Linked DNA regions of Homo sapiens: regions 1 and 3 are each linked to region 2. The links are chromatin loops, found by intact Hi-C in ENCODE. Cell type or tissue: A673. All regions are shown on one strand. Each heading gives the region's core, and the rest is flanking DNA. Links, peaks and the distances in the headings are about the cores only.

The links. Hi-C counts contacts between places; a loop is a spot of excess contacts. Peaks named below come from ENCODE experiments on the same cell type or tissue, not always from the same donor. Only the 100,000 strongest peaks of a DNase experiment are listed, where the experiment ranks them.
Region 1: it touches region 2 in a loop (7-fold over the local background); 12 of 110 quality-filtered maps call a loop at or near these places.
Region 3: it touches region 2 in a loop (11-fold over the local background); 4 of 110 quality-filtered maps call a loop at or near these places.

The regions. Positions count from the first base shown.
Region 1 is chr11:42,519,364-42,530,316 of GRCh38, forward strand. No RefSeq gene overlaps it. Among named protein-coding and RNA genes, the nearest start is that of LINC02740, 270 kb to the left of the region's middle. RefSeq lists an enhancer at 7,146-7,646. In A673, for the core only: CTCF peaks have their summits at 5,466 and 5,665; a DNase peak (open chromatin) is centred at 5,438.
Region 2 is chr11:41,492,673-41,503,625 of GRCh38, forward strand. No RefSeq gene overlaps it. Among named protein-coding and RNA genes, the nearest start is that of LRRC4C, 38 kb to the left of the region's middle. RefSeq lists an enhancer at 5,237-5,800. In A673, for the core only: a CTCF peak has its summit at 6,237 (motif pointing right); DNase peaks (open chromatin) are centred at 5,399 and 6,259; H3K27ac peaks cover 316 bases.
Region 3 is chr11:43,278,241-43,289,193 of GRCh38, forward strand. No RefSeq gene overlaps it. Among named protein-coding and RNA genes, the nearest start is that of API5, 28 kb to the right of the region's middle. In A673, for the core only: a CTCF peak has its summit at 4,891 (motif pointing left); DNase peaks (open chromatin) are centred at 4,881 and 5,281.

The DNA.
Region 1 (10,953 bases), core at 957-8,956, 1.0 Mb after region 2:
CTACCTGACTTCAAACTATACTACAAGGCTACAGTAACGAAAACAGCATGGTACTGGTACCAAAACAGAGATATAGACCAATGGAACAGAACAGAGCCCTCAGAAATAATGCCGCACATCTGCAACTATGTCATCTTTAACAAACCTGACAAAAACAAGCAATGGGGAAAGGATTCCCTATTTAATAAATAGTGCTGGGAAAATTAGCTAGCCATATGTAGAAAGCTGAAACTGGATCCCTTCCTTACACCTTATACAAAAATTAATTCAAGATGGATTAAAGACTTACATGTTAGACTTAAAACCATAAAAACCCTATAAGAAAACCTAGGCAATACCATTCAGGACATAGGCATGGGCAAGGACTTCATGCCTAAAACACCAAAAGCAATGGCAACAAAAGCCAAAATTGACAAATGGGATCTCATTAAACTAAAGAGCTTCTGCACAGCAAAAGAAACTACCATCAGAGTGAACAGGTAACCTACATAATTGGAGAAAATTTTTGCAACCTACTCATCTGACAAAGGGCTAATATCCAGAATCTACAATGAACTCAAACAAATTTACAAGAAAAAAACAACCCCATCAGAAAGTGGGCGAAGGATATGAACAGACACTTCTCAAAAGAAGACATTTATGCAGCCAAAGACACATGATAAAATGCTCATCATCACTGGCCATCAGAGTAATGCAAATCAAAACCACAATGAGATACCATCTCACACCAGTTAGAATGATGATCATTAAAAAGTCAGGAAACAACAGGTGCTGGAAAGGATGTGGAGAAATAGGAATACTTTTACACTGTTGGTGGGACTGTAAACTAGTTCAACCATTGACTAGTTGTGGAAGTCAGTGTGGCGATTCCTCAGGGATCTAGAACTAGAAATACCATTTGACCCAGCCATCCCATTACTGGGTATATACCCAAAGGATTATAAATCATGCTGTTATAAAGACACATGCACACATATGTTTATTGCGGCACTATTCACACTAGCAAAGACTTGAAACCAACCCAAATATTCAACAATGGTAGACTGGATTAAGAAAATGTGGCACATATACCCCATGGAATACTATGCAGCCTTAAAAAATGATGAATTCATGTCCTTTGTAGGGACATGGATGAAGCTGGAAACCGTCATTCTCAGTAAACTATCGCAAGGACAAAAAATCCAAACACAGCATGTTCTCACTCACAGGTGGGAATTGAACAATGAGAATACATGGACACAGGAAGAGGAACATCACACAAAGGGGACTGTTGTGGGGTGGGGGGAGGTGGGAGGGTTAGCATTAGAAGATATACCTAGTGCTAAATGACGAGTTAGTGGGTGCAGCACACCAACATGGCACATGTATACATATGTAACAAACCTGCACGTTATGCACATGTACCCTAAAACTTAAAGTATAATAATAATAAAATTAAAAAAATAGCATAGTTTAAATAGGATTTTGGTACTATCTGTGATTTCAAGCCTCCACTTGGAGTCTTAGAATGTATCTCTGTGGATAAGTATGAACTACTGTGTGTGTGAGTGTGTGTGTGTGTGTACATATATATACATATATATGTGTGTGTGTATATATGTATATATGTTGGTATGAATGATGGTGTCTCGTCTCACACAGCTCTGGGGCACTTTGTTTTCCTCCATTCTGTTTTCTCTCTGATCTTCAGAATGCATAATCTCAATTGTCATATCTTCCAGTTCACTGATTCTTTAAACAGCTCAAATGTGCTGTTTAACCCCTCTAGTGATTTTTTTTTTTCTCTTCAATGATTATACTTTTCGCTCCAGAAATTCTATTTGGCTCTTTTTATTGTTTCTATCTATGGATATTCTTTAGTTAGAGAAGCATTTCTTACACTTTCCTTTATATGTTCAGATTGTTTTATCCTTTAACATATTTATAATAGATAATTTAAATTCACTATCGTAAGTAAAACATCTGAATTTCTTCAGGGACAATTTCTATTGTCTGCTTTTTATTTCTGTGTGAATAGGCCACACTTTCCTGTTTCTTCACATATCTATTAAATTTGTTTTTTAAAACTGGTTATTTTGAATAATATTTGAGGCAAGTCTGGAAAATCAGACCTACTCCCCCAAACCATGGTTTTTTATTATTGCTGTTTATTGTTGCTATTGTTGTTGTTGTTATTGTTGCTGCTGCTACTACTACTGTTTGTTTAAGGAATTTGTTTATCCAGTTCTGCAAACTCTATATACTTTGTTATGTTTTATCCCTGACTGGAGTCTCTGCTTGGTTAGCTCAGTGGTTAGCTAATGACTGAACAGAGATGTTCTTAAATATCTTGAATCGGTAAGTCCCCCATCATTTGCTATGGGGCTGTGTGTGTGTGGTAGAGCACAAAGTCAACACTGAATGTTTACTTCCTGCTTGCAGAGACCCTCAAGTTCAGCAAGAGGTGAAAGATTAAGGTCTTCTCAGGTTTTTGCTGCTGTTGTTTTTGCTGTTGTTTTAATCCAGAGGCCTCACAGCTACCAGGAGTTATGTATACAGTCCTGTACATGCACATGCCTTCTAAATTCCAGGAATATGTCAGAGCTTTCCAATGCCTTGTAGAAGCATCTCAATTCCAAGATTTTCCTTTAAAGTTTTTGGTCAGTCTCTTATTTGCCTCAACTGGCATCCCCACCCTACACAGTTGTAATGTTAAACAATTGGCCAATGATCCTCATCAAATGCCCTGGGAAAAGGACTTTTCCCACTGAATGATCTCTGAGTCAGATCAAACAAAGACAAACCTTGTAAGAAGAAGCTTTTCTAGGGAACTGTTGGGTGAGTCAAAGAGTGACAATTCCCTGGGGACAGGTCTTCTTGAGAAACATCCAACCTTTTCTGACCCCTGTAGTAACTATTAGGCATCTGGACTTTTTCGCTGCCATGGTTATAAGCCTGCTAGTTTTCCACACTGCTGGGGACCCGGAGATTAGGAGATTGGAATAGAATAAGTCGAAACACCACATTCTCACCGTTCTCACTAATCTCCAGCCATTTTTCTTAAACAGTCCTCAAATTTTTGCAAGCTTTTGGCTAATTTCCAGAGTTCTGAAAAAGTTTGACTTCAATAATTCTTGCCACTGTTGCTTTTATAAAGGAGTAGATTTTTGAAGGTCTTTACTTTGCCATTCAGGAATTTTTTTCTCCTAAATATTTTTTAACGCACTAGTCTAACCATTCAACTTTTTAAAAAAGATTATGCAAAAGCTTCTTTAATTTCTAGATAAGGTCCCAAAAATGACCTACAAGGTCTTGTGAAATCCATTCTTACCTACCCCTTAGACTTGCTGAGGCTCAGGAAATAACACCCCAAAGTATGGCACCTTGGTACACTGAGAAATTTGAACTGAAAAACATTAGAAGGTCATCAGAAGCAAAGTGTCTTTCTCACCTCCTGCCCTTCTTTTCTGCTGCTTTCCTTCCATTTCTAAGGCAAGCCCTAGAAACTAGAATCCCTCTTCCCCAAAGTGGGTCTTAGAAACCAGAATCCTTCTCCCCCAAAACCAGCCATAAAACCTAGAAATATTGCTCTAATCTTCCCCTGCTTTTCTGTATAAGACCCAGTTTTAAAGAAATGTTTTGAGTTACCTTGTCTGAAAGTAGATTATAAAACCATCATTCCAGAAGGGATCCTGCCCCATAACTGGGCGGAAGAAATGTCACAACAAGACCAAGAATGTTTCAAACAGATAGGCCTTGCTAGGTTTCCCCACTCAGTCTATTATTATTAGATCATTCCCTTTTTGTCCAATCATATTTCTACATGGCTGTACAATCTGGATTAATTAAATATGTTCTACTTTTCTCTTGTTAACTTGTCTTTTGTTATAGGAATACCAGCCATGACCCATAGGATGAAGAAAACAGGTACTACACTCTTTCCACCCCTACACCCTCAAACTCTATTATTCTCCCCCTAGGCCTCCTTCTGATACCTATAATAAGCCATCTTCCTACCGGCCATTTGCACAGTTTATTCTTTCTCTGACTCCCTCTTCCCACCATTCCTCTCATCAGGCCGATTCCTATCAACTCTCAGGTCTCCCTGTAAATGCCATTTCCTACGGGAGGCTTTTCTGACTCACAGGCAAGATTCAGTCTTCATCAAATGCTCTCATGGTACCCTGTGTTTCTCCTTCATAGCCTTTATCGTAACTGTAATGAAATGTAGTTTCTGTAAGTATTTGCTGAATATTAACAATTGTGATGGCAGAGATTTAATCGGGCTCAGAGGAAAATGGCAAATAAATGTTTATTGAAATGAATAAATGAGTGAGTGAATGAATGCAAGAATAGAAGAAATGCAATATGCAAATATCTGGCTACCAAAGTTGTTCTGTCTTGCAGAAAGTCAGTAAAGAGAGAGACGGACATCATTGAAGTACCACAAAAACCCCATACAGATAAAAGTCCCTCGTTTTGTACATGAGCATACCATCTTCAGGTGAGCAAGATTGTTTTGTACCAGCTGCCAATCCAGGCTGCAAATTGCATGAGAAAACTTTATCCATACCCAGGCAAGAGCCCCAGAAATTCTGTAATCATTTGCATTTAATGCAGCCCAGGAGCGTGTTTTTAAAAAGCTCTGTAAATAATTCTAACATGCAGTTAGGTTTGAGAACCACTATAGGTTAAAAAGTATCTTGTCTCAAGTCTGTTTCTGTCAATCCTCAGGAGTCCTTATAGCAAGGAAGTATAATAAGATTTGGGAAAATCTTATTAATGATCATCTTGAAAAATATAAAAGGGTAACTATGTCTTGTGTGTGGCTCTCAATCAAAAACTAAAGCAAAGGTAGTTTTCACATTTGATGTAACAGAAAAAGGTTGTTTCTGAGGAAGAGACAATATGTTTTCTGCTAATAAACTCCAGGGTGGCTTTGTGGCTGTCTTGATTAATCGGTGACGATGAAATAACCAGTGCTCAGGGATACATGAGACAGCAAAGGATTGTAAGTGACAATTTGCTGTTAAAATTCATCAGCCCCTGCAAAGTACCTTGATTAATAAAGTCACTGTGCCTGTCTCCACACTAAGGAGGGGGCCCCTATAGAAGAAAGGGAAAACAAATTTGCAAGGATGGTCTCGCTAAAGAGGTTCAGCACCCGTTTGCATTTAATCTCTCTGCTCTTGCATTAGTCAAGTACCTTCTCCCTCTCAATTGTTCACTAGTGCTGCCATTAATCACAGCCCACTGTAAAGGAAAGTAGGGAGGAGGTAGGGGAGACAGAAGTCTCCTTCTTGGCTTGTAGCTGGGGAGAATGATTGGTAGGCAGGGGACCCAGGAGGGGAACTGCTGGGTTATGACCAACCACAGGAACTTAAAATAGGGTTTGCAGAATTGAGCCTCAGCAGGCCACAGCTGGACGCTCTTCTGCCTGCCACAGCCACTATGAAGGTTCTTGGTGCAACATCGCCATCTACAGCTAACTGTAAGAACTGCTTTGAGGGAGTTGCTGAGCTCGGGAAACTGCCCTGAAATGAGATCAAGGTAACCCCAGAGGTTTTGCACTAGCCAGGGAAGTAGGACAACATTGGTTTTCGTGGCACAGGGCTACCTTCCTTGGTGTTTGGACCTACAGCTTGTTATCCTGCATGATGTTAAGCTAGTGCCAACGTAAGAATATCACGAATAATGGATTCCCATGAGATTTCATGAATGACCCATTTGTCCCTAGAGAAAACAAAACAAAACAAAAACAACAGCTTACCCAAGCTTAGAAGTCTACCCAGTCAGAGAAGTCTGCTGCACTGCATTAGACCTTTCTTTGAAAACGGTCTTTAAGGGTTTCTAAGAGCAGTTTTTTCTAAAATCAGTGATAAAATATTTCTAAACTCAATATAAGGAAAACTGTTTTAATGTCATATGGTTATATTTTTCAAGCACATTTTCCAAGTTGCTTTCTGATACATGAAGAATGAGAACCCAGTATTTGTACAACTCAAAACTCTAATATGTCAGAAATGGAAGGGTCTGTTGGGAGTGTCTATACTTCAATGTTTCTGCAGTGCCCTAGGAGTTTACAAATATGATCTCATTTAATACACACAAAAACCTGTGTATGTGCTGGTATCCCCATTGCATAGATGAGACTAATTCAGAGGAGAGGCCTTAAAGAATATCTAAGCAGATCTCTCAAGGTCCTACAGCCACAAAGTAGCCTCAACCTTTTGTTCTCCCAGTGAACATAACTAACTGCCCTCCCAGTCTCCATGAACCCTACCATTCCTCTATGAGGACAATGGGTTCAGTTCACCAGTAGAGGATATCATCTCAGCTCTGCTAATGTGAGCTGTGTGACTTTGAACAGGTCGCTTGATCTCTCTGAGACTTCTTTTTTTTCATCTGTACATTGACGAGATTGGATGAAAGAAAACAGTTTTGGGATGCCTGAATATAGATTGAAAACAAAGAAATACATTGAAGCTGGAGGTCTCTTAGGTCACAAATTGTAAGTGGCTCAGTTGCTGAATGAAATTCAAGTCAACTGGACTATTCTACTCTTGATGACAGTACGAGGCTGGTCATTAATGGACTTAGCCCCTCACCTGATTCATTTCTCTGCTTTGCTATGGGCAGGAGTCCAATAATTGACAGATTGAAGTGTTTTTACACCCTTGCCTTTAACATGCAGTAGAGGAGAGAGCTTGGGTTTTGAATTTGATATAGTAAAGAGCCTGTCTGCCTTTCTACCTCACTGGCATTCAAAGAATACTACCCCACATGAGTGCACATTGTCAACACATAGCCCATTCCTAAGAAGGTTATGCATCAGGACCAGGATACGAGGAACAACTACTCCCTGGAAACGTTTAAGCAAAGAAAAAAAGTATATTCCAGGAATATTAAATACGATTTTTTTACAGTCTTTTAATAAAGCCACCTTGGAATAGGACATGGTTGACAGCATTTCCCCAGACGGGGTGTTAAATATAGCATTCAAACCAGAAAATTACTCATTGATTTGCCCTGTGAAAAGATAAATGTCTATTCAACTGTGTTCTATCCCAGTGCAGACCTTATTGTTTTTTAGCAAAACAGTCTGAGTGAGTCTCCCTAATGAGGCAACACAGCATGAAAACGCTGCAAGCACATGGCACAGGACAGGACGAGAGCCCTTGCCAACCAAATGCAATACCCCAGAAGGCTGCCCACAGCTCCCGGAAGCAGGGTATGCATGCCAGCTCAACAAGGTGGCCCCACTACTCTAGACAACAAAAGAACAACAGCAGATACACTACCCTGGAGCAAATACACATGATAAATGAAAACTTGGTCTCAGGAGGGAGCAGAGATAAAAGCTTACAATTCACTGCCCCAAGAGCCTCTGAAATCACTACTGTTTTGGCTTTGGCTTAAAGACAGTTTTCATAATGACAGGTGACTGCCATCTGTAAGACCCTGCCAGACCGCATATGCCTAATAATGCTCTCTCATTTTATCCAGTGTTTTACAGCTCACATAGGGATACTGTGTGTCCAAGCTCATTTGATTCTCTTAACAACCCTATTAAACAGGTGGTAGAGGTACCCACTGCCCTGGCTGCATTTTTTTTTTCAGAGAGATGCTGTCAAGTATTATTATATCTTACATCTATTTATTCACTCAACAAGCATATATGGAGAGCCCACTCTGTTCTAGGCACTGGGAGGAGGTGGAGAAGCACAGAGAAGTAAGGGAGAAAGCAGAGGTGGGTCTAATACGGTCTACATGACAATGCTTTCAAGGAACTCCTAAATCTCAGGGGGATGCAGAGGGACTAACAGATAACTCTAACTCAGTATGGACAGAGCAGAGAAGGGGGGCGTTTCACAATTCCTAGGGGAATTGCAGAGGAGTGGTGACTTGACTTATAGGAGTTTCCTGAATTGCAAGAGGACTTATTTAACTTTACAATTCATTCTGATTCTTAAAAAAAAAATCGAAGAGTGATGCAATGATATGCACTTTGGGGTCATAGATCAGCTGACAACATTATGAGATATTTTATTATTGATTATTTTCCTGCGACTAACAACAAAACCACTAGGTAAGACAAGCAAGCTCTTTGCCTTTCTTTTACTGAAGCTCACAACAGTTGAATAGCTTGTTCCAGGTAACAGATCAGGAATTCGAATTTACTAGGAAATTGCTCCATACTGAGTTCTAATCTGCATTCTACTCCAGTGCCTCTCAAATTTAATGACTATACAAACCTCTTAGGGATTTTGCTAAATTACAGATTCGGGTTCAGAAAGCCCAAAGTGGGGGCTGGAATTCAGCATTTCTAACAAGCAGCCAAGTGATACAAATGCCGTTGGTGCATTTGTATCACTTGGCTCACTTTGACTAGCAAGGGTCCAGAGTGATGCCCTGGCCCTAAAAGTGGCTATTATCAAAAAGGGAGTAAAAGTCCGAGTACATGAATTCTAGCAATGGTGAATAGGTTTTGCAGAAATTAGGACAGAAAAAGGAGAAAATTAGGGGAAAACAATCTTGAAATTTAAGGACAGGCCAAAGGTTTTGAAGACCTAATACACCTGAAGGCCCTTAGACAAGGTCCAGCACTGTGGTGCCAAACCTGGAGTTCTCAAATCTCCAAGGTTCCAAGAAATCATCAGTGAGGATCCTTGAACTATTTTATATATTCAAAAAATAGCTATTTGAAATTGAATATTTACATAAACAAGGCCTCTTTTGTTAATGAAAACAAGGACTCATTAACCAGATTTACTACTGCTTTGTCTTTCTATTGTAGGCCTAATACTTATTATTATTATATATATACACATCTTTGATTAATTAAAAATAAGAAAACAAGAAAATAAGAAAACAAATTAGGTATTAATAAATTGCAGTTCAAGTAATCGAGGGAGACTAAAAGAAGGAATCCTTGGTAGGAAAAATGTTGAGAAATAATTCAAACCCCCTATTTTATGAGTTTTTAAAATTTTATTGTTTTGTCTTTGGGCTTTTTGTTGTTGCTGCATTGGTTTTGCATTAGCTTGTACCCATAAATATTAAGTAACTAAGCAAAGGTTTAAAAGTGAGATAATAGAAGAACCAGAAACAGATCCCAAATGTTCTAACTCGAAGCGATTAATAGTTGCCATTTACAAACAACCTATTATGTGCCAAGCACCTGCATTACTTATCACATTAAATCATCAAAAAAAAAAACTAAAAAGAAAGTAATTTTGTATTTATTTTACAGACCAAGAATCTGAGCCCCAGAAACATGCAGTAACCTGCCCAGAAAAATACTCAGCAAGTAAAATGCTTATTCAGCAATGGATCTAAAGTCTGAGCCCCAAAGCCTATCCTTGTAATCAAAATCCAAGTTTTAATTCTCTCAAGTTGCTGTTAGATTCCAGGATCCTCATATTGTGTATTTGACCACTGAGAAGAAATTGCTGGTTTATTTATTTCATCTAGACTCTTTCCAAAAATGCCTCTAGACTAGAGAAAATGTAATTAAACAGCCCCAATATTCCCCTCAGCAGCCTACCAGCCTTTTGCCATTTCTCTTAAAGACTCTGAAACTTGCACTCCCTGAGACACACAGAGGAGAGGCATTAATCTTGGAATGGATGAATGCAAGCCAGATCCTCTCCCTTTTGCCCTAAGAGTGCAGCAGAACAAACACAATTTTAGGAATCCAGTAAATTCAGATGTAAATCCAACTCCCCATGTACTGACTTGTGATCATTGACCATTCACTGACACCTCTGAATCATTTTTATTATCTGATAAAAGAAAGACAATACTGCATTTTTCATTGGATGGTGGTGAGGATTACATAAACTTAAGTGAGTAAGGCCCCTAGCACAGGTCAAGTACCAGAAAAATACGTCAGTAGCCCCTATCAGATCGGGTGATTACTACCCTGGAAAACATAATTTGCTTTTGGCTTGTCTCAGCCAAATCATGGGCTTCAGACAGAAGTCATCCTCCTCGTTCTAAATAATTCAAAATGAAAAGCCTGAGCGTTTGTTTCCCTGACCTTATTTCAAGGATATTCTGAAATGCTGAAGCTGGGTGACCATACATAAATGAAAGCATTCATTCTGAAAATAAATGTGACTTTGCAAAGACCACTAATGTGGTCAGAGCAGAACTGGTGTGGCCAACTAAAGGGTGACCTCCATTTCTCAGAAAGTATCAGAGTGGATTATCCTAATTTGGACTTCATCTTTCATCTCTTTTCAGGAGAGTGAGAAGGAGAGTCTGGTGAAGTCATTCCTTTTTGCCCAATCATGTTTTGCTTACCTCACTCACTCCAGGGAAAACAAACAAACAAATAAAAACATCAGTTTTCTTAGCCAGATCACACTTCAAATAAAGAAAGTATGAAGAAGGGAACAGTACTTATAGTTCCAAATTGGTCATACCATGTCATCGTGGAGGTGTAATGACCTCCATAGAATACATCTATTGGTGTAATCTAATGCAAAAAACGAATGGGTGAAAAACTAATATTTGTAAATGAGTGATAAAATGGTAGACAGTGAAACAAAGGAATGTAACCCTTTCTTTAATAACAGAGAACAATGGTTTTGTTCAGGAAACTAAGAAAGAAAAGAAAAGCAGATCTGGGGGAGGGAAGAAACACAACTTTAATTTTTAAAGACTCGGTGCTCAGTGAAACCAATTGATGCTTTTGATTCCTTTACTCTATTCAGATTCTCCTTGCACAGCCAACATCAGACCTCCCATACTCAAACAGACTGACAAATACTGATTTTTAACTCCACCAGTGAGGGGCTTCTTATTCTGCTCCCAGAGAACACATGTGTGAAATGAGTTTTGCAAGTTGACTCAAGTCAGTCCCAGCTGGGTCCTTTCCCCTGCTGAAAAGGCAGGCCCAAAGAGGCATCCTGGCTTCCAGCGAAAAGTGATCTGCCATCCAGCGCAGCTATGGCTCTCTGGGAAGCC
Region 2 (10,953 bases), core at 1,329-9,328:
TAGTCCCACCTACTCAGGAGGCTGAGGTGGGTGAATCACTTGAGCCCAGGAGGTGGAGGTTGCAGTGAGCTGAGATTGCGCTACTGCACTCCAGCCTGAGCCGCCGAGTGAGACCCTGTCTCACAAAATAGAAAATTTAGAAAGTGGTTAAGAAATTCTGAGACCAGATGGAGTGATAATCTCTGTGCCTAATTTTCCTCATCTGTAAAACAGGATACAAATACCTCACAGGTGATTGTGAAGGCTGAGGTGATGAATATGAAGCACTCACAACAGTGCCTGGATAAATATTCTATAAGTGTTAGCTGTTATTATCTTTGAGATAATTTGAAATAATGCCCATGCACTCTCCTGAGCATTCACAAGCCTGAATAATTTTCATCTTCAGAGTAATCTGCCATATTATTTACATTTTATTTGCCCATTTTGTATGTTACAAAAGATAGCAAGCATAAATCTTATATAAATGAAGGTGCTATGACATACCACTCATTTAGTTTTTGAGAATATAATTACATCTAAAAATGAAAGTGATTATGTATTTTTTTAATTCTCCACATTTAAGGCAATTTCAAATTCTAAAGCAAAAGGGCAGAATTATATAATAAGCCAAAATGTACGTAATTAATATAGTAGCTTTTATGCTGTACCCCACGCACTATAGATGCTAACTATAAAACCTATAATTTTCCCATTCTACATTTCATAAATTCAAGGAAAGACAGATTGTAGGGATAGAATGCAAAGTGAGTTCTGATATCAGTCTAATTAACGTGTGTTGTTATTTGAAGAAATAAAAAATACATAAACTAAATTATCTTAAATGATTTTTGTTGGCTGTATATTCTAGCTAGCAAACCTCATCTCTGCAACTAAGTAGCTCAGTGACTTTGAACAAATTACATGACCTTTCCGGGTTTAAAAAGAAATTTGAGACATTATTGGGCCATCGACCCATCATATATTCTTCAAGATGCTGTATAAAAGTGTGCCTGGGTATGGTCTCAAACATATCTCATTGTATAGCATATGAAATGAAAACAAAACAAAACAAAAAGAAAACCTCTAAAATGAGGTGCTTATAGCAGTCCACAGACAACTCCAGCCACATTCCATCTGAAGATCAGAGACAAATCATACCAGGTGGCATCTGCTTCCGTTAAACTACACATGTAGCTTGGTAAGTGCTTATTATTGGCAGATTTTACTAATATTAATCCCAGATTTGCAATATGAAAAGCCTCTGACACCTCCTGTGTCTTTTGAAAGCTGGTTTCTTCTTAATGTTATGTTTACTGACAGCATAGTTTATACATAATGAGTCTCAAGAGATTTTTTTCTTAACATTTAACTGAGTCTCCCATCTTTGGCAGTACTTGTAGACACCTATGGATGCAGCACCATGTAAATGTATACAACTACTCAGTAACCCTGGTAAAACCATAGAAATGCAGTGCCTGTCCTTAGGAGGATCTCTATAAATTCATGCTAAAAAATGAGTAAATCTTAATGTGGCATGATATACGGACTAGGAAGCTCACGGATTTGAAGCTATTCTAACCTCAGATTAAATAACAGTTCTAAATAACTCTAAGTAGGTTGTTTTGAGAAAATTGCTCCCACTCTCTGAGTTGTTTCCTCACCTATAACATGGGGATGTTAACATACACTTTTGAATTTGTTTTGTGGATAAGGGATAATATGTTTCTATGGATGCAGATATGAATGTACATGTTTTACTCATACCCTGTGTTAGCCAAGATTCTTGATTCTAACTTTCAAAAAACAATTCTAGTTAGTTTAAACAAAGAGAGGATAGACTTAGAATTCAGGGGTTTGAAGCTAGGTTTTATATAAAGACAGATACCAGGAATAAATGTCAAGACTACCTGTGATCTCTTCCTCTTTCTCTGCACCTGCTTCATAATCCACTTTCTTTTTCTAGAGATTCAGAGTTCTGGGGTTTGCATATGACTCTTCCGATCACTTCCAAAGAATTACTAGCAGTCTCTGAGTCTTACATTCATTTCCAAATTTATGGGAGAGGAAACCCTCAAAGTCCCAGGTTTAGTAAGATATCCATCCTGGTCTAACTTGCAGTGACCAGAGGACAGGCTCACTATCACAAAAGTAAATATTGGGGGAATTATAAATCAGGCAGGAATGAACTTTCCAGATGGGAAATCACTGTGAACCGGGAAGACACTCTGTAAATTGTTAATCAATCTCTAAGTTTTTCTCCACAGAGCATTCAAGACAGAAGTAAGATATGTAAAGATATGACATAATGCCTAGCAAATGGCAAGCATTAGATAAGAGGCCACAACTATTATACAAGTAAAATCTAAAGATAACTTTCATCTATGTCATCATTGAACCAGCTTTTATTGAGGGCCATATTACAATGTAGACATTGGGCTTTTCCTGGAAATAGTGAAGTTACTCTGGTCTCAGCCACTAGGAAGTTTTCTGTTACATGGAAGAGAGTGACTATATCTTTTTCATCTCTCCTGAACTCCCCCAAACACTGTCCTTTATGAAAGGATTTCTCTCTTCAAGATATGATAATTTTTCTATGTTTTGGAACTCAAAAGAGACAGTCTTCCTATGCAATTTTCACAGTAAATTAACTCCATCATTCCAGACAGGTAAGCATACCAATTGGTAGCAGTTCTCATGCTCATGAATCTTTTGGTAAAAAATATCTCAAATGGCTTTCAATGTGAGCATTAGTGTTGAGGGTCCACATCACACAACTGGGAAAATAAATCAAAAAGAGAATCAAATGTAGTTCTTACTGACAAGACAAGTGACTGGGCTGGATGGTATCACATTCCCTTCTCTACATAATAGGAATTCCCTATGATAAATCACAAAGTACTTGAAAATTATCGTATAATAAGGATGATACATCCATTAACCATAAAGCATAAAACAAACTGCCAGGCTGGGTGTGGTGGCTCATGTCTGTAATTCTGGCACTTTGAAAGGCTGAGACAGGTGGATTGCTTGAACCCAGGAGTTTGAGACCAGGCTGGGCAGCATGACAAAAACCTCATCTCTTAAAAAAAAAAAAAAAAAAAATTAGCCAGACATGGTGCTGCATGCCTATAGTTTCAGCTACATGGGAGGCTGAGGCAGGAGGATCACCTGAGCCTTGGAGGATGAGGCTGGGGTGAGCCATGACCATGCTAGTGCACTCCAGCCTGGGCAATAGAATGAGACCCTGTCTCAAAAACAAAACACAACAAAAACTGCCTGCGTCATGTTGTCCAATTGTCATCGATAAAATACAAATACTCGAGATGAAGGAAACTTTACTGGTTTTAAAACACAGTAAGTATGGTTTCCTGGCCTGGTTTTAGTATCTTCTACATATATGACCTGTGTGAGCCTCTTTGTAGGCTTGTAGGTGGTAGCTTATACTCAAGTTTTCTTATGACAAGAGAAAATTTTGAATTTTAAATTTTCAATTACACCTTTCAATTCTAAGTCAGATATTGTACTACACTGGCTATAGAATCAGTTTGAGGGTGTCAAGCTCTATTTATTACTTTTTTTAAAAAGTTATATATTAATATATATGGCAGATAATTTAGAAAACACAGAGCTATAAATGTAATGTAAAAAAAAAATAAATTCTACCTGCTAGCTTCTCCCAAATCTAATATTATCATTTTGTGTTTTAGTCTTTAGAGTTTTTGTTTAAAAAAAAAGAAAATCTGTATGCATTTATAATTTCCTTTGAACAATTAGGGCTCATATGGTGTATGAAACTTTTATATCCATTATTTATAACCTGAGCATGTAGAGTATGCATGTCATATTTATTGTCACACATCGTCTTTTATATGCCTTAACTATAGTTGAGAAAATTATTGTACCATGAGCCCTGCCATCTCAAGGTAAAAGCAGTCTCAATTTTCCAGCCTCTTTAACAGTTAGGACATGGCCTAGGTGATGCAGACTTCATCAATAATATATGCCAGCTGCTTCAGTGTTCAATTTGGAAATGGATGACATAAAGAAAGAAACCTCATGTGGAATCTTTTTCTTGGTATAGCCTAGCCAAGAAGCATAGAGCTTTCAGGAATATCAGTGGTATTAGCTTCATGGTAGGGTCCACTCTCAAAATCTAAGGAAGAACCTTCTGGTCTCGTGCTTGGGAATGTTGCGATTGTGCCTGCACTAATGATAAAGTATGGATTGGGCATTTTTCTGCATGATGTTAAATCATAATTATCTGACTGTTTTAGGGATTATCTGAGCAGATAACCTTTAGTGAATTTCCTTTCTACATACAATACCTGGAAAGATTTCTGTGTTTTGTAACTAAAACTTAGGATGACACAACTATATTCCTTTGCCAATAAATTTTCATTAAAAATGTCACTTGAGAGGCAGAAAAAAAAATGCCATCATACACATATTGCAATATACATTTAACTGCCCTTTCATTATTTTATTTTTAAAATACATTTAACTCTGTGATCTTCCCGTAGTGTATTTTGGTTAGTGATGTCAATTAAAATATACTCAGCAGCCTCTGGTTATCTGCAGTTTCACTTTTCATGGTTTTAGTTACCCATGGCCAATCATGGTGTGAAAACAATAAATGAAAAAAACAGGCAGAAATAAACAATTCATAAGTTTTAAATTGCATACCTTTCTGAGTAGTGTGATGAAACCTGGCACCATCCTGCTCCATCCCTCCTGGGGTGGGAATCATCCTTTTGTTCAGCTGTATCCACATTGTATCTGCTACATTAGTCACTTAGTAGCCACCTAGGTTATCAGAAAAAACAGTGTCTACCAATTTCAGTGCTATCTGCGGTTTCACTGGGGACCTTGGAACCTATCCCCAAGGATAAAAGGAGACTACTATGTTTCCTCCCAAATATTTAAATAATTATGCCAATCACAGTCATTAAATAGTGCTTCTTCCTCCTGAATTTATATCATATTCATTAGAGGCTAGCATTTGTTTATCAGCCTAATATCTGATTTTATTATTCTGCCTATAGCTTTTGGAATCAGTACAAAACTTTTAAGCATTGTGCCCTTTTAATACATTTTAATATTTGGTGAAGGAAATGCTCCATAATTCTCCCTTGTCCAAACCTCATAGGCTATTTGCACAGCCTTATTCTTATGCCTAGTAATGTGTTTTAATGACTAAGCAGGTTTCTTTCTGTAAAAGCATTTAATCTTTTGTGAGTGGGGTAATCTAGGAACCATATAAATTCTAGACATTAATAACTCAGGATTAGTCGGAAAATGATCATTTGAATTATGACCCTTCAACACTGAAGACATCTGCATTACACAATCTAAGATGTAAATGGAAAACCTGCAACTGATATCACAAATGCTTTTTTCCTTTCATCTTAAGTTATTTGTTCCTCTTTTTTCTTCCTGCCAACTGGGCTTCCCCTCCAAAGTCCCTTTCATTCCAATTTGGCTAATCCTTTCCAACTGCAGGAAGCGCAGAGATGTGTAAGACCTCCCCCAGCAAGTTGATCTCTGCTGACTGCAGCCTGCCAGGTCCCAGCAAGCTGTCTTCTGGCTCCTTTGTATTTGCCAACGCAAACTTCTGTGGGTTTTTTTGTTGTTGTTGTTGCATTCTAACAGGAATGCTTTTGCTATGCCATGGAATCTCTGGCAGATAACTTCAAATATTGTCTCTTTGAAAGCTTAGCAAACTGATGCTCAATTCAACTGTATCTGAAAACCAAAATGAGCGCCATTATTTTGAATTGTTTATCTTGAAAAATTATGCTTTTATTTATTTTTTGAAGGTTAGAGAAAAAGAGCAAAAATCCAATACAATCTCTAAAATAAATAGGACCTTTATCTCTAGGCTTTTTCTGTAATCAAATGTTCTCACATGCCGGTTCTATTTTAAACTTCTAATTAATTAGCTCAGGAATTATAATAACCTCAGATTTTAGTCTCTGCAATAATATGTGGCCCTGTTTAATTATTTACTTAGTATTTAAAATATTAAGAGTTGTTACTGGAAGAAGACTATTGAATAAACTAGTAGAATGAAATCTCTATTTCAAAAGCAAATTGTTTAAAGAAAATCTTAAAAACTTCTGACAATTCCCATCTCATACAAAATATTACAATTGTTTCTTTCTCATTGGGAATTAGAAAAACGGTAAACTGTGATGTCCACTGAAAAATAAAATAAAAACAATATATGATTTAGTTTATACATCCACTTGAATTTCTTACAGAAGCCAGAAGAGGGCAGAAGATGCTGCATATAGGACCATATTTGCATTAAAAAAAGTTTCTTTGAATTAAGATCCAAAATTCCATTTCAGAAAAAAAGGAAAACATGTTAGATATGGCTAGTTTTAAGAGATCATGGCTGAATCAGAATGGGGCACATTACACAATGTGGCAAGTGTGTTTTATACCCACTTCAGCCAACTCACCTCAACTCTTTTTTTCTGAACCCAACTGTTTAATAAAAACAGTAAGAATCAACATGTATTCAGTCATTATATCTGCTACTTTATATTACTATTCTTTGTTTAAATCTACACAGTTGAGGTTCTATTATTGCTCCCATTTTGCAGATGGAGAAACTTAAGTCAGGAGACATTAAGTCACGGACAGTGTTAACACAGCTGTAAATCACAGCACTTGGTTTTAAATTTAAGCATATGGACTCCAAAGACTACATTCTTATCTATTGCAATACTTCTTGCAGAATAATGATCATATGATCTTTGCAATGCTATCAGGTAAAATGACCTACTTTTTAGGGCTTCAGTCTTAAATCCTAGAAACAAATTGATCCTTTTTGTCTTTACTGTCTGGCATGAATATTTTAAGAACTGTATTTAAAAGCAAGGACAAACCCAATTTAAAGTTAACCCTGAACACAGAGCCTGCTATGAGTAACTGTGAAGTTTGTGGTTTCACTCCTTTTTCTATCTCGTCTGCAGTGCTGTGCTCCCCCCTTGCAGCTCCTATTCTTAGCAGCAGCGTGGAGTGTCCTCCTGCTGGCTCCCCATTTCCTTGTATTAGAATGACGTTCAGTTAACTGCCAGCCTGCCTGGACCTGATAAATTAATTTTCAGCTTTTAATGTCATTCTTGTCTGGCATATTTGCATTTGAAGAAAGACCAATCCCTTGACATTTACAGGCAAACTATTTTATCAGATGGCAGGATTTTAGTTGGAGTGGTGAGGATGGAAGAGGGTGACAGGCATTATACAATGATGTGTTGGGTGATGGCAATATAAGGCAATGAGGATACTCCCAAAGACAAAGACAGAGGTAGAGAGAGAGAATAAGAGAGAAAAGAAGAGACAGAGAGAGACAGGAACTTGTGTGGTCTCATCAACAATATATACACGGAAAGTCGAAAGCAATAAAATGGGTTATTGAATTCCTTTCATTTTTAATTATGTCTTTTAGTTATTTTACCGTAACTGTTCTATGCCATTGCATATTGTTTTTGTTTATCTTAATTATGAAGTGAAGGTGGGGTGGAGGAAAAAATGAAAGGCTGAAAGGGAAGATGAGGAGATGAGAGAGAGAATGGGGGTGAGTGGGAAGAGAAGAAATGAATAAGAGAAGGAGGAGAAGAAGAGGAAGAGGAGAAGGGGAAGCACAAAAGAGAAAACAGTCCTTTGGAATCATAGAATAGAACAACTTAGATTGAAATGTGAGCTCAAATGTTTGGGTTTTCTCATCTCTCTCCCTTTTTTTTTTTTTTTTTTGAGACAGAGTCTCTCTCTGTTGCTCAGGCTAGAGTGCAGTGGCGTGATCTCGGCTCACTGTAACCTCTGCCTCCTGGGTTCGAGAAATTCTCTTGCCTCAGCCTCCCAAGTAGCTGGGATTACAAGCAACCTCCACCATAGCCAGCTAATTTTTTTGTATTTTTAGTAGAGACACAGTTTCACCATGTTGGCCAGGCTGGTTTCAAACTCCTGACCTCAAATGATCCTCCTGCCTCAACCTCCCAAAGTGGAGGATTACAGGTGTGAGTCACTACTCCCAGCCTGGGTTTTCTAATCTCTAAACTGGGACTTGTAATCTACTTACCCTCCAGAGTGACTGAAAGTATTATACGAGAAAAAACTATACAAGAATATCACACACACACGCACGCACACACACACTTAGAATAACTCCTGGCACACAGTAAGCACTTGATGAATGCTAGTGATTATTATTATTATTATATTATAGCTCCTATAACCCTTAATAATAGTCAAAACTCTATATAAATCTATTTCCCCTTGCACCACAAAAGAAAAACCAAGTCATTTTGCAGAACTGTAAATGTACCAAATTAAATGCCCAGGCATAGGAATTAGGGTAAGCAATATCTCGCTACAAAATTGGCACTCAATATCTCTCAGCACATAATCCTTACCATCAAAGGAATGAGCTACCTAAAATAAGCACATTAGTCAGCTACCAGAGACAAGCAATGTTAATATCTACAGCAAGCTACAAATTATCTAACAACCACAACACATGTTTTAGAGGAAAATATCAGAGTAAAGAAAATCAGACTTTAATGGTGCAAGGCTCAAGCTCCAGTTAGTTTTCACTGACTACTCAGGAGAAGGCTGAACTCAGATAGCTCTGGGAAAGGAACTGGGAAGTGGGGAGAAGTATTTTCTCTTTCCTGTTAGCGGCAGAACATATCTAAGAACCGGCCCCAAAGTATTTTACCAGCGAGGAATCCATACAGTGCTGAGGCAACCTCAATTCTTGCCTCCTCAGAAGAAAGAATTTGGCTGAGGGGCAGAAGGAGAGACTAAGGCAAGTTTTAGAACAGGAGTGAAAGTTTAATGAAAAGCTTTAAAGCAGGAACAAAAAAAGAGGCAAGTACACTTGGAAAAGGGCCAAGTAGGCGACTTGAAAGAGAAGTGTGCATTTGGACCTTTTGACTTGGGATCTTACACGTTGGCTTACTTCTGGGGTCTTGACATTCCTTCTGCCTTGATTCTTGCGTTGGGGTGGCTGTCTGCATGCATAGTGGCCTGCTGGCACATGGGAGGTGACCATGTGCAATGTGTTACTGGAGTTGTCCGCATGCTCGCTTTAGGCGTTCTTCCCTTTCCGGTCAAACGTCCCTAGGAGGTGACATACCTGTTGAACTCCACCATTTTGCCTCTCAGTGTGCATGCGTGAGCCCGCTCACCCAGTTCCTGAGGTCTTATCGGGAAGCTGCTGATTGCCAGTTTCAGGTGTTTCCATCTGTTGGGAGACTGCCTTTCCCTGGCACCAGCTGCAACCAATTATTATTTTAGAGAGACAGTTTGACAACTGCCTGACCATCACTTGATAGCCGCCTGACTTTCCTGGTGGGGGGTTGCGGGGAGCTCTCTCCTGCCCTGCTCATGCCTGACTACTTACTATAACAGTCCTATTTATATTTGTATATAAAGTGACATATCGAAATGTATTTAATAAATTAATAAGTTTAATACATTTTGAGTATGGTAGTTTTTCGGGTTTCACACCCATCTTAATAAAAATTTAAAATATAAGCCAATATTTTTCAGAAACAAACAACCAACAATACTGTCCTGATCATCACTACCGACTCATCTCCTTAACCAGTGTAAAGGATTTATTAGAAAAATTTATGGTTTTAGAGATTTGAATCAGGGAGAAAACACTTTGAAATTATATTTTCTAATATTTTCATTTTGAGCACAAAGAAACCTGGTTAAATGACTAACCAAACTTATTCCTACCATTAGTTAATTTTTCCCATTAATCATAGTTTTATTGCACTGCTTGCCAGCTCTGTTCACAGTGCCCATGGCCTGGTGTATGTCTTAGTCTCCTCTTGCTTGAATACTGTAGAACAGTTCTATCTTAACTCCCTGTAACCCATTTTTTCTTTTTAACTCCCTGTAACCCACTTTTCTTTCTGGTGTCCACCCATGAGTTCAAATGGTTTTCCTTAAGTACATATCTAATCTTGAACCTCTGACTGGTAGAAACACTTGAATGACTCCCCCAAAATACTCAACATATAGTCAATATTATTTAACATGACACTTAAGGCCATATGCATTGCATATTCTGTTAACGTCTTCCTCACAACCACTCTTCTATCCCCTGTCCTTCAGCCTCCCTGAGCTACAGGCAGTTCCCCAACAAGCCAGACCTCTTTCTCCTGAGCCTGGCATTACCTGTCATTACCTGGCATTTTGCTCTTTCTGCCTAGGTATCTCCTATGCTCTTAGCATGAGTTTATATTTCCAAAGTTAAGAAGTCAGCTCCTATTCACTCTTTTGACTGGCTTAGGGTTCTTCTGTTGTGTTCCCATGTATTTTTGTTAATATGTAGTATTGATTACATCTGAGTGTAAAAGCCTCTGATTTTTCTTTTTTCCTCTGGATTTTCAGCTCACTGAAGGTAGAAACTGCATCTTATTCAGCAATATAGTCCCAATTCCTAGAACAAAGCCTGGCACAGAGTGAAAGTTCATTAACATTTTTAATCAGATGCCAATCTTCTAACTCCTAGGCCTGAGATATTCTGGTATTTCGTCATATCACCCTAGTACTTCATTACCTACTATTTGCTTCATGTGAATTAGTCATAGCTCATCAATTGCACGGTAAGCAACTTGAGGGAAGAGATAGTGTTTTACTTATCTTTTTTTTTATCTCCTTCAGGGCCAAGTCTATAATAGACAGCTTGCAATTGTTAAAGAAATTTATTTATTGATGTACTTATCTTTTACCCAAGAAAAACTCTCTTTATACATAGATTCTTAGGAAGAATGGAATATGAGAGAGAGACAAAGTGCACACCCTGCTCCTGCTCTGGTTTAAATGAGATATGCGAATTTCCATCCATCTCCCCCACCATCCCCCAACCCCCTTACCCACACACGTACACAATTGAGCTTGGGGAAGCTCAAAAGAGCTTGTGAAGAACACAATTCTAAAGTTGTG
Region 3 (10,953 bases), core at 1,246-9,245, 1.8 Mb after region 2:
AATTATATAGGCTGGTGAGAAGAAATATTTCCCTCTGAGATCCTGGAGGCCAGGACTTCTCAAACTTTCCTGGCTACACAATTCACCCAGGGAGATCATTGAAATGCACCATCTGATTCAACAGCTCTGGGGTGGAGCCTGACATTTTACATTTCTAAGAAGTCCCAGATGATGTCCATGCTGTAGGCTCAGAATTTACAGGGGCATGTAGCTGCCTCCGAAAACACCATGAGATTTACCAGGGAGATGGGGTTCACCTCTTAGCCAGTAGGGCTGTGCTCCTTCTGGGATTTAGCAAGATGATGTATCCTTGCTCTGGGAACAAAATCAGAGGCCTTTTATTGTAAGTATAAATTTTGTGTCTGAGCTGGCCGCCCCGGGGATAAACATCGTCAGAAGAGCTCTTGGGAAGTCCCTCTGGGGTGAGGTTGATGCCCTGTTTGTGCCCTGAGGGGTGCTGAATGCTTCCCAAAAGAGTCCCCTTGGTCTGAATTGCTTCAATCACTCCCAATGGCCTCGTCCCACAACACAGCCAATAGCAGGGCTGAAGAGTAAAAGCTTCATAAAGAAAAATGACGGAGGCTTATTGCCACCTACCGGATTAGGAAAGAAAAGGCTATAGTAAAAGATTTCATGGAGTCCAGCTCTATGAGAAGCACCAGAGATGGGGGGAGATCATAGAATTGCGCAGGACCCTGCAGGTCGTACATTCAACCTTATGGAGTTCAGCCCTGGAGCATAAACCATCCAGGCCTGATGCCATTCCTTCCTTCAGTCGCTTTGCCACTTCCTGGGAGAAGAATAACAGTTATAATTCATTGAGAGCTTCATGTGTGTATCTAGGGGCATTATTTGTATTGCCTCATTTAAACCTGGCAACCATTCTCAAATGAAAAACTATTATTATCACCCCTTTTTCAGAGGAAGAAACTGAGGCTTAGGAATTAAAGGAATTTGTTTAAGCTCACCCAGGTAGTAGGAAGGAGCCTGAATGTAAACCTGGGTCTATTAATATTTGCCTCCAAAGCCTAAACCATAATCCTAAGGGGAGGCACAGACCCAATCAGCCCTCCGCCATCTGGTTGTGTGGGACTGGGTCAATCCCTCAAGTGGGGAGTGGAGCTCCCTCTTCTATTCCCTTGCACGTTCCCTCATCATCCCTAAAACATAGCCTCAACCTGAGTTTTCAGAGCGACTCCAAAGTCTATGCTACTTCATGCTGACCAGCAAGTGAAGGAATTGTCAATTCTGGCCAGGCGCAGTGGTTCACACCTGTAAACCCAGTACTTTGGGAAGCCGAGGTGGGCAAATCATCTGAGGTCAGGAGTTCAAGACCAGCCTGGACAACATGATGAAACCCCATCTCTACTAAAAATACCAAAAAACAAAATTATGCAGGCATGGGGATGTGTGCCTGTAATTCCAGCTACTCAGGAGGCTGAGGCAGGAGAATTGCTTGAACCCGGGAAGCAGAGGCTGCATTGAGCCAAGATTGCACCATTGCACTCCAGCATAGGTGACAAGAGTGAAACTCCGTCTCAACAAAAAAAAAAAAAAGGAAAAAAAAATTGTCACTTCCATCTCCGTCTTAAAATGTATATCGTACTGTCTGAGTTTTTTTGGGCTGCTGCCACAAATTACTGCAAACTGGGTAGCTTAAAACAACAGAGACTTTTCCCAGTTCTGCAGGCTGGAAGTCTGAAAGCAGGTCGGCAGGGCCAGGCTCTCTCTGCAGGCTCTAGGAAGGATCCTTCCTCGTCTTGTCCTAACTCCTGGTGTTTGCAGCCAGTTTTTGGCATTCCTTGGCTTATAGATACTTCCCTCCAATGTCTGCCACCATCTCCACATGGACATCTTCCCCGTCTGTCTGGGTGTCTCTTCTCTTCTTATAAGGGTACCAGTCATGTTGGATTAAAGGCCCGCCCTACTCCAGTATAATCCCAATTTAGCCGGTTACATCTGCAATAACTCTAGTTCCAAAAAAGTTCATATTCTGAGGTTCTAGGAAGGACATAAATTGGGAGAGGATATTATTCAACCCAGAACATCCACCCCAAGGGTTTAAAGAGTAACCTCAAAAGTCCAACTGCCTAGGTTCAAATCTTGGCCACAGATCTAATTAGCTGTATTATTTTGGACAAGTTACCTAACCTCGTTAAACCTCAGCTTCGCCACCCATGAAATGGGTATAATAATAATTATCTCCACCTTATAGGGTTATTATCAAGATTAGAAGAGTTGATACCTATAAAGTAACTCCCAGAACCTGGCAGTAGGGTTCTTCTCCGGAGCCCAGTTGCCCAGGTTTCAAATCTTCGCTTTGCTTCTCACTGGCTGTGTAGTCTTGGGTAAGTTACTCAGCCCCTCCAGGTCACAGAGCACTCCTTTGTAAATTGAAGGATGTTGATGATGATGACAATGGCACCTACCCATGGAAAATGGGGTGGTTGTGAAAATTTAAAGAGTTAGAGCAGTGCTTGGTAATAATAAGCAATTGATAAATGTTGCCTAAATCAGCTACCTCAGAGCTCGGTAGAAGGGTTAAATGATACAGTCCAGGCCAAGCGCAGTGGCTCACACCTGTAATCCTAGCACTTTGGGAGAACCAGGTGGGCAGATCACTTGAGTTTAGCAGTTCGAGACCAGCCTAGCCAACATGGTGAAACCACATCTCTACTAAAAATACAAAAAAAAATTAGCCAGGCGTAGTGGCACATGCCCGTAATCCTAGCTACTTAGGAGGCTGAGGTTGGAGGATCGCCTGAACCTGGGAGGCAGAGGTTGCAGTGAGCCAAGATCACACCACTGCACTCCAGCCTGGGCAACAGAGTGAGACTGCGTTTCAAGAAAAAAAAAAAGATACAACCCATTTAGACTCTGAGTCTCTGTATGTGCTTGATAAATGTTGATTATTATTATTATTAATTTACACTAGGCTCATAGGAAGGAGAGAAGAGAGTAAGAGAGAAAGGGAAATTGCTTGAGGCTAAGGCCAGAGAGACTCCACAGGCAGGAAAATGGAAAGAGCCAGTATTCTCAGTTCTCCAATTTTAACTTCAAAGTAGGAACTATAAAGGTAACTGAGTTTACACCAGGTGACCTAACTGAGCCTCCAGACTGTTAAATCCCAGAGCAATATCTCTATTCCCTTCCCTCCCACACAAGCCCAAGATCCCTGCCATCTTCCTGCCTCCTGCTCTATCCCTTGGGTTCTCTCCCCGTCAGAGTTCACTGTGCAGTGATACAGTCTCTCCAGCTCCTCCCCTTCTTCGGGACTTTGCCATCGAGCCCACAGTTCCCTTCTTGCTTTAAGGATTTGATTCCTAATCACTGCAGGAAAAATGAAATAACAACAAAATAGGGAGGTGGCAAATGTTCCTTAACTTAGTACTTTATACCCGGCATAGTCCGTGGTCTGTTTCAGATTCCCTCTCTTAGGTGATACCTACACGTTTGATAGTTTCCTCCTCTCGTTCTTTCCTGAATACAGTACTCACTAAACCTCTGGCTATCTCAGACCCCAAGCCTTCCTACATGCAAATGCCTACTTTTGTAGTTTAGGAAGACTCATGTGGATAATTTGCATTCATTTATTTAAAACATATGTATCCAGCACTAACTAAGGGCAGATGCTGTGCCAGGCTCTGGGGATACGATAGTGAACACTGAGCTGTCTAGCATTTTGCTGTCCAATAAAGTAGCCACTAGCTACAAATTTAATTTTAAATTTAAAAGATTTAAAAATTGAATAAAGGTTAAATTTAGTTCTTCAGTTTCACTAGCCACATTTCAGGTACTCAAATGCTACGTGTGACCTGACTACTATGTTGGACAATGCAGCTATAGAACATTTCCATAAATGCAGAAAGTCCTATGGGAGGGCACCAGTCTAGAGAGGGAAAGAGATACTGAGCAGATACACAAATAAAGTAACTGCTTCTCTCAGCATCTCCAGAAAGGATGTCATCAATCTTAAAGGATCTCTGACCCACTTTGGAAAAGTCATGCCCAACGCCCCTCCTGGGCTGCCTCACACCATGGAACTAACTCAGAGAGGGAGGGTAAGGGGACCCGCATTTCTCAAATGCCCCTTCTCAACCTGGACTGTGGACCCACAGCAACACTGCAAGATTGAGGACTGTGACTCTGTGTTTTTACAGCCAAGGGAGCAGAGCTGAAAGCAGTTACTTTGGAGAGAAGTTTAGCCAAAATTACACTGATCCAGTAAAGAATGGAGCTGAGATTCTAACCTGAATTTGACTCAAAGTCTGGGCTGACTCGCAGCAGGGTAAGCTTATGGAGAGCTCTCTTCCGTGAAGCAGAAGGTGCTCAAGGGGAGAATCTTAGGGTGGCTCCAGAATCAGCCTAGGGCCCCAATGAGTCTGAGTGGTCCAATAGTCTCGTTTTTTGTCACCTTCAGAAGGTAACTCAGAGAGAGACAGAAACAGAATGTAGTTAAGTTTGAGATTCACAGCCTGGATCCCACTACTTATAGCTGTAAGGTGGCATCCGGCACAGAGCAAGCACTCATCGTCATCTGTTACATAAGGACTGGAGAGACGATCGAATGTGGAGGTCAAAGCTCTAACGTCAGAGGACCAGGTTGAAACCAGGCTTGACTCAGAGACTATCAGCTTTGTTACCTCAGGCAAGTTACTTACCCTCATTTGTAAATTAAGGATAACTGCCTATTTTCAAGGGTTATGGTAAGGATTAGATGAGATAATTTATGTAAAGCGCTTAGCATAGTAATTTACTAGGCGCATAGTAACTTCTTAATAACTATTAGCTATTAATACTGTTATTACAGCGCAGAGGGAGGGAGCGAGGCAACCAAGCCCCCACTGACAAACTGGAGTTTCAGGAATAGGCGGTGAGCGCCATCTAGTGGCCCCCACGCGCAGCAAATAGCACAGCCAAAGGAACCTGACTTAATTTTTTACTTAATCTTCCCAAGTAAGATTTTCTAGCCCCCAACTCAAAGTTGTGTCTAGTCTATAGAGGCTGATACAGGAGTAGAAGAGGCCGGGGGCGGTGCGGGGGAGTGGGGGAGGCTAAACTGAGAGGCAGATTTTGAAATCCTTCTCGGCCATCCCTAGTGAAATGCACAAAGCTGATACACTGCAGCTGTCAGGAAGTGTCCTGATGCCCTCGTAGTGTTAGGGACAGTTAACAGAGTTCAGAGAAATTAAGCTGCATCTTAGCTGCCTTTTGTTTTCCCACCGTATCATGGTCTTTTTCATCTTTCCCAGGGCACAACTTTCTCAATCCTGCAAAGCAGCATGGTGCCTGGGAAACAGCATCACATAACAGACCTGAGTTCAAGCCCCAACTCGGCTCTCCGCCAGCTCTGATTTTCGGGTAAGTCATTTAACCTCCCTAAACCTCAAGTTCCTCATCTAGAACATGAGTCTGTACTGCCCAGTGGGAAGAGTACTACCTTTGATGTCAGACAGAGCTGAGTTCGGATCCTGAGTGACAACTTGGCTTTTCTGAACTGCCAATTTCTCTTCTATCTGTTAGAATAATTAATTGGGAAGCAATGACACTAAGGCAACTCTAGCACTCTGAGTGTTGTTTCTTTGTTTTTTGAGACAGAGTCTCGCTCTGTCGCCCAGGCTGGAGTGCAGTGGCGTGATCTCGGCTCACTGCAAGCTCCGCCTCCCGGGTTCCCGCCATTCTCCTGCCTCAGCCTCCCGAGTAGCTGGGACTAAAGGCGCCCGCAACCACACCCGGCTAATTTTTTGTATTTTTAGTAGAGACGAGGTTTCACCCTAGCACTCTGAGTTTTTATGTAAGCAAACCAAAGCCCAACTCAGCCTGAATGGGTCAGATCCTAGGAAAACAAAACTTAAGCTTTACCAATCAGAAACTGACAAGTAACTCCTAACTAGGGGCTTTGCCAATCAGAAACCAACAACTGACCTCTAACTAGGGATCTTAAAACTACTGTTCCCTTTCAATCCAATATTTTCTTTGCCTTGCTTCTGCATATGCAGAACAAAAGTTTTCCCCTTGGGTCCCTTCAGTGGAGTCCTGAGCCACTTGCAGTTTGGTGCTGCCTAATTCACGCATCAATGTTTGTTTAAATAAAGCTGTTAAAATTTTAACGTGCCTAAGTTTATCTTTACCACATAAAAGGCAGCAAATAATTCCAACTTTGACAAGTTGTTAGGAAAATTATATGAACTAAGGGTTGAAACCATCTGACATACACAAGGCACTGAAAATATTATAGCTCTCTTCATTGGCTATTTCACAATTTTGTTGTGAAATGTGAGGTGTGAATGAAATGATGTGTGTGAAAGTTCTTACCACAATTCGTGGCACTTAGTAGAAGCTGTATGTTGTTAATGCTGTGGGAGGTCACCCAGATCCCCCTAAAACCTTCAGCAGAGTGTTGTCAGCTAAGTCCCCCTCTGGGTATTGTTCCCAACTGAAGACAGTAGCCTTGTCCTTACCAGTTGTGGCCCACAACCAAAGACTCATCAGTTGGTGGGTTTAAAGGCCCAATTTGATTGCCTCATTTGGGTCAACTCCACAGGGTCTTTCCAGCCTCAGGGCTGCAAAGGGATGACTGAGGCCTTTGTTTCAACTAAATGACACCCAGCTTCTCCCTCTGCCCATTCCTGCTTCCTTTACCTCCCAACAGATGTTGGTCCAGAGAACACTCTCAAATCAACTTCCTTCATTCAGATCTTCTCAGGGTTTGCCTCTGAAGGAATTGCCCTGAAACAGTTAAATGTTAGTTCTTCATTGCCCCCTCCTAAGTCCCTGCCTCTTTCTTCCCCCCTGTAAACCAAGGATATGGAACAATAATGCTTGTCTCCTGCCAGCTTCATTGAGCAAGAATAAAGACAACTGGGGGAATAGAATAATACCTAACACCTCAACTTCACTTTCCTCCTTCTTAAGTTGAGATTAATTACTACTGTGCTACTTATTCCCAACATTTTTCACACAAATCAATGAGTTATAGAGGTGAGAACACTTCAGGAAATGATTAAAATGATAAAATCTAAGGAATTGGGAAACTATTGAATTGACTGACAGCGAGTTAATAATTGTAATAGCCACAATGTATTGAGTACTTAGTATGAGCCAGGCACGGTGATAAATCCATGAAAATTATATAATTCCATTGTCACAAAAATCCTAAAGATAAATACAATTACTATCACCACTTTATACATGAAAAACTTGGACTTAGAGTATTAAATTATTTGCCCAAGGTCATGTAGTCATTAAATGGATGAGAGACAGGATTTTCTTCTAGGCAGCTGGACTCGGGAATCGGCACTCTTATCCACCAGATATGTGGCCAGTTTGAAGTAACAAGAAGGTGGGACTCTATTTCCTTGGTGATTAACCCTTCATTATACAATAATTCTGATTTTTAAAGACTATTACTTAGAGTTCTAGGAATTCTAGTAGAAATTCCAGGAAATCTGAGACTTCTGGGCAACATGTGAATTGATAGGTCAGAAGCCATCATTTTACTGGGACAATTGAATTTTTCTAATGATATAACAAGATGATCAGGCTAAGAGACTTCCCTTCAACTGCCTCTTATGCAGTTTTAAGTCATCCTGTTCAGACTTCATGGAGCCGTAGGGTTCTGGGGCAGGAAAAAGTCCCCATCACTCATTTGGAACTTAATAACTGGCACCTTCTCCTCCTAGTGAAAGAAGCACTTAACCACTTCTTTTTGGTTCTCCTAGAATCTTTCAACAGGGAGGCTAAAAACACAGACTGCTGACTTTCCAATTTTCCTGGGGCCAGGCCTAAGAAACGAGGGCGTTTCACACCAGGGAGTCATCATGGATGAAGTCGTAGCTGTGGAATGTTCTGAGAAATGAGGATACCTTGAATAATTAGAAGAATATGGCAGGTTATTTCCATTATCTATTGCAGCAAAATAAACTTTCCCAAAACTTGGAGGCCTAAAGCAGGGTCAATAACTACAGCCTGTGGACCAAATTCAGCTCGCCACTATTTTTGAAAACAAAGCAGCCATGCCAACTTATTTATGTATCATCTATGGCTGTATTCATGCTATAATGGCAAAATAATGGCAGAGTTCAGTAGTTGCGATACAGCAGGAGGGCAGGAAAGTGATGGGTAGAGAAGGGCGAGGTCCCTGGTGAGGGATCCACCCTCGGCCTGTGCCCAGGGACCTAAGTGAGAACAGGCACTCCTGTTTTCTCACCTGAATGTTGCATTTTCCAAGACCACCCTGACCCACCACACCCCCATCCTGCGCCCATATAAACCTGAGACCTTAGCGGGCACACACAGCGGTTGAATGTTGAGAGGAGCAGCAGAGACCAGCAGAGCAGCAACGGTAGAGCCACACGGCAGAGGAAGAGAGAAGAGGATGTCTGGACGCTGAGGGGAGTTTGGCCAGGGAAGTCGGAGAATAGTCCGGCCACTGGGTGGCTGAACTCCAGGGGAAGATTATCTACCCTGCCTCCCCATCTTCTGGCTCCCCATCTAACTCACTGAGAGCCACCTCCACCACTCAAAAAAGCCTTGCACTCATGCTTCAAGCCCACATGTGATCCGATTCTTTCAGGACACTGGGCAAGAGCTCGGGATACAAAAGGCTGTCACACTGGCCCTCTGCCCTTGCAGTAAGGCAGAGAGGGTCCATTGAGCTGATTAATACACAAAGCTGTCTGCAGATGGCAAAGCTAAAAGAGCTTTATAACATGGGGTTGGGTTGCAGGCACCCACCCCCTAGACACTACCAGGGGGCCGAGAGCCCAAAGCACTAGCCCTGGCCTCTGCACCTGCCCATCTGCATGCTTCCCTTAGGGGTTTGAGCTGCAGGGCAACCAAACAGGTGAGTCACACCCCTGTCACACATCCTGAGAGGGGCATCAGGGAACTCTCCCATTTCAGTTGCAACAAAAATTGAAGCCCAAAATATTTACTGTCTGGCCATTCATGGAAAAAGTTTACTGACCTCCAGCCTACAACAACGATTTGTTATAGCTCACAATTCTTTGGTTTGGCTGGGCTGTCCTGCTGCTGGTTTCTCCTGGGCTCTCAGGCAACTGAATTCAACTGTAGGGTGAGCCAGGGGGTGGGCTTTGCGAAGGAAGCTGGGGCAGCTGAGCCTCTCTCTCCCAGTGGGCTTTCATCTGCGTTTCCCCGTGCAGCTTTACAAGAGGACAAACCCCAGTACACAAATGCTTATCAAGTTTCTAATTGCTTCATGCTTGTTGATGTTCCATCGACCAAAGCAAGTCACCTGAGCAAGCCCAGGGTTAATGTGGAGGGTCATTACACAGGGTGCATAGACTGGCAGGTGTGATTCCTTGGGAGCCATCAAGGTAACCATATAACACATTGGCATTTAGTATTTTTTGGTTGAATAAGTAAGTGTAATAGACGTGGAAAATAGGGTTCATTCTTTCACTCATTCAGCAGATATCTACTGAACCCCAACCACATGCCAGGCCTAATCTGATTGATTGCATTTACTCAACTATTTGTCTAAAAGTCCTTTGGTGATAATAGTTTTCACAAGAGCTTAGGTTGTTGTGTTGATTCTCTTGCAGTGAAGACTTAATGAGCTTTGGTTTTACATAGTATATTTTAATGCACTCTAAGAATATTCAATTCAACGCAGATGAAATGTCCCCCCAAATAAAGGAGCCCAAAATAATTATGCCTGGTTTTGAAATAAAATCACACTTGTGCAAATGAAGTGGAAGTTTCTGCACTTGCTAACTTGAGGTGTAGTCTGGAGAGTGTTGACTTTAGTCTTGCTTCAGACCTCAAGCTCTTGATAGGTGTCTAGTTTTCCTGATCACCACCACCTCCAGTGGGAAGGCTCCAAGATTACAGAGCCAGAGTTCTAGATTCTCATCCTGGTTCTGTTAGCACCTCGTTGTGTGTCAATGGAATGAAGTCAAGATCATTTTTCAACAGACATTAACACTGTTTGCCAATATCTTGTTTCCCTCTCCTTTGGGGCACAAGGAAGGCATGTACTTTCCTGCCACTTGAAGTTAGAAGTAGCTGTGTAGCTTTCTCTGGCCAGTGAAATATGAGAGGAAGTAACCTGTCACTTCCAGGTGGAAGTATTGAATTGCCAGTGCCCAACCCTCCACCTCACTCTTACCCCACGGCAGTGGTTTTGACAGCACACACAGAGTGCAACCCTGAGCCATCACATGCAGGAAGTCTGCTCTGAAATGTCATCCAATCCCACAAGAGACTTTGAATGGGCAAGACATAAATCTTGTTTTGAGCGACCCAGATTTAGGAGATGTTTGTTACTGCAACATAACACAACCTAACATAACAAGACTTTATTTCTTAGTAACAGCACAGCATCACTGATAGGCTCTTGGTGCAAAGAGCAAGGTTTTATGACATGTTCAAGCAACAAAAAAGAAACTAAGCTTCTAGGCATAAGATGCGAAAAGAAACTATTCTGCTCCAGAGAAGGAGATGGAGGAAAGAAAGGGAAGGGGAAAACAAGATGATGGATGTCTGCATGCTAATATATCCCTTTCTTGTGATCTCTTCAAGTCTCCCATAGAGCTTAAACATTTATGAATGTTTAGCAAGAATGGAATTGTTTTTATTATTTATTAATATGCTTTTGTTTATTGTTCATTTGTTTGTTTGCTTGTGGTTTTAAAAAATTTTATTTGTTTTGGTGGAAACTAGAGAAGGGGCTGTATGTCAAGACACAGGTTGACACAGGGACAACAAGAGACAGCTCATGCCACCACACACAGGAGCTGGAGGCAGAGGTCATCATAAAGTGAAAGTACAAGTCCTTGGGAATTCGTAGAACTCCCTGCCATCACCACTACTGAGAGAGGGAGGAGGCAGACAAATACCTAAACAGATAGGAGCAGAGCCCCAGTGAAACCCCACCTTCAAACCAAAAACAGCCTGAAGCCTGAAAGACTGGGCTGCTGGTTCTGGATG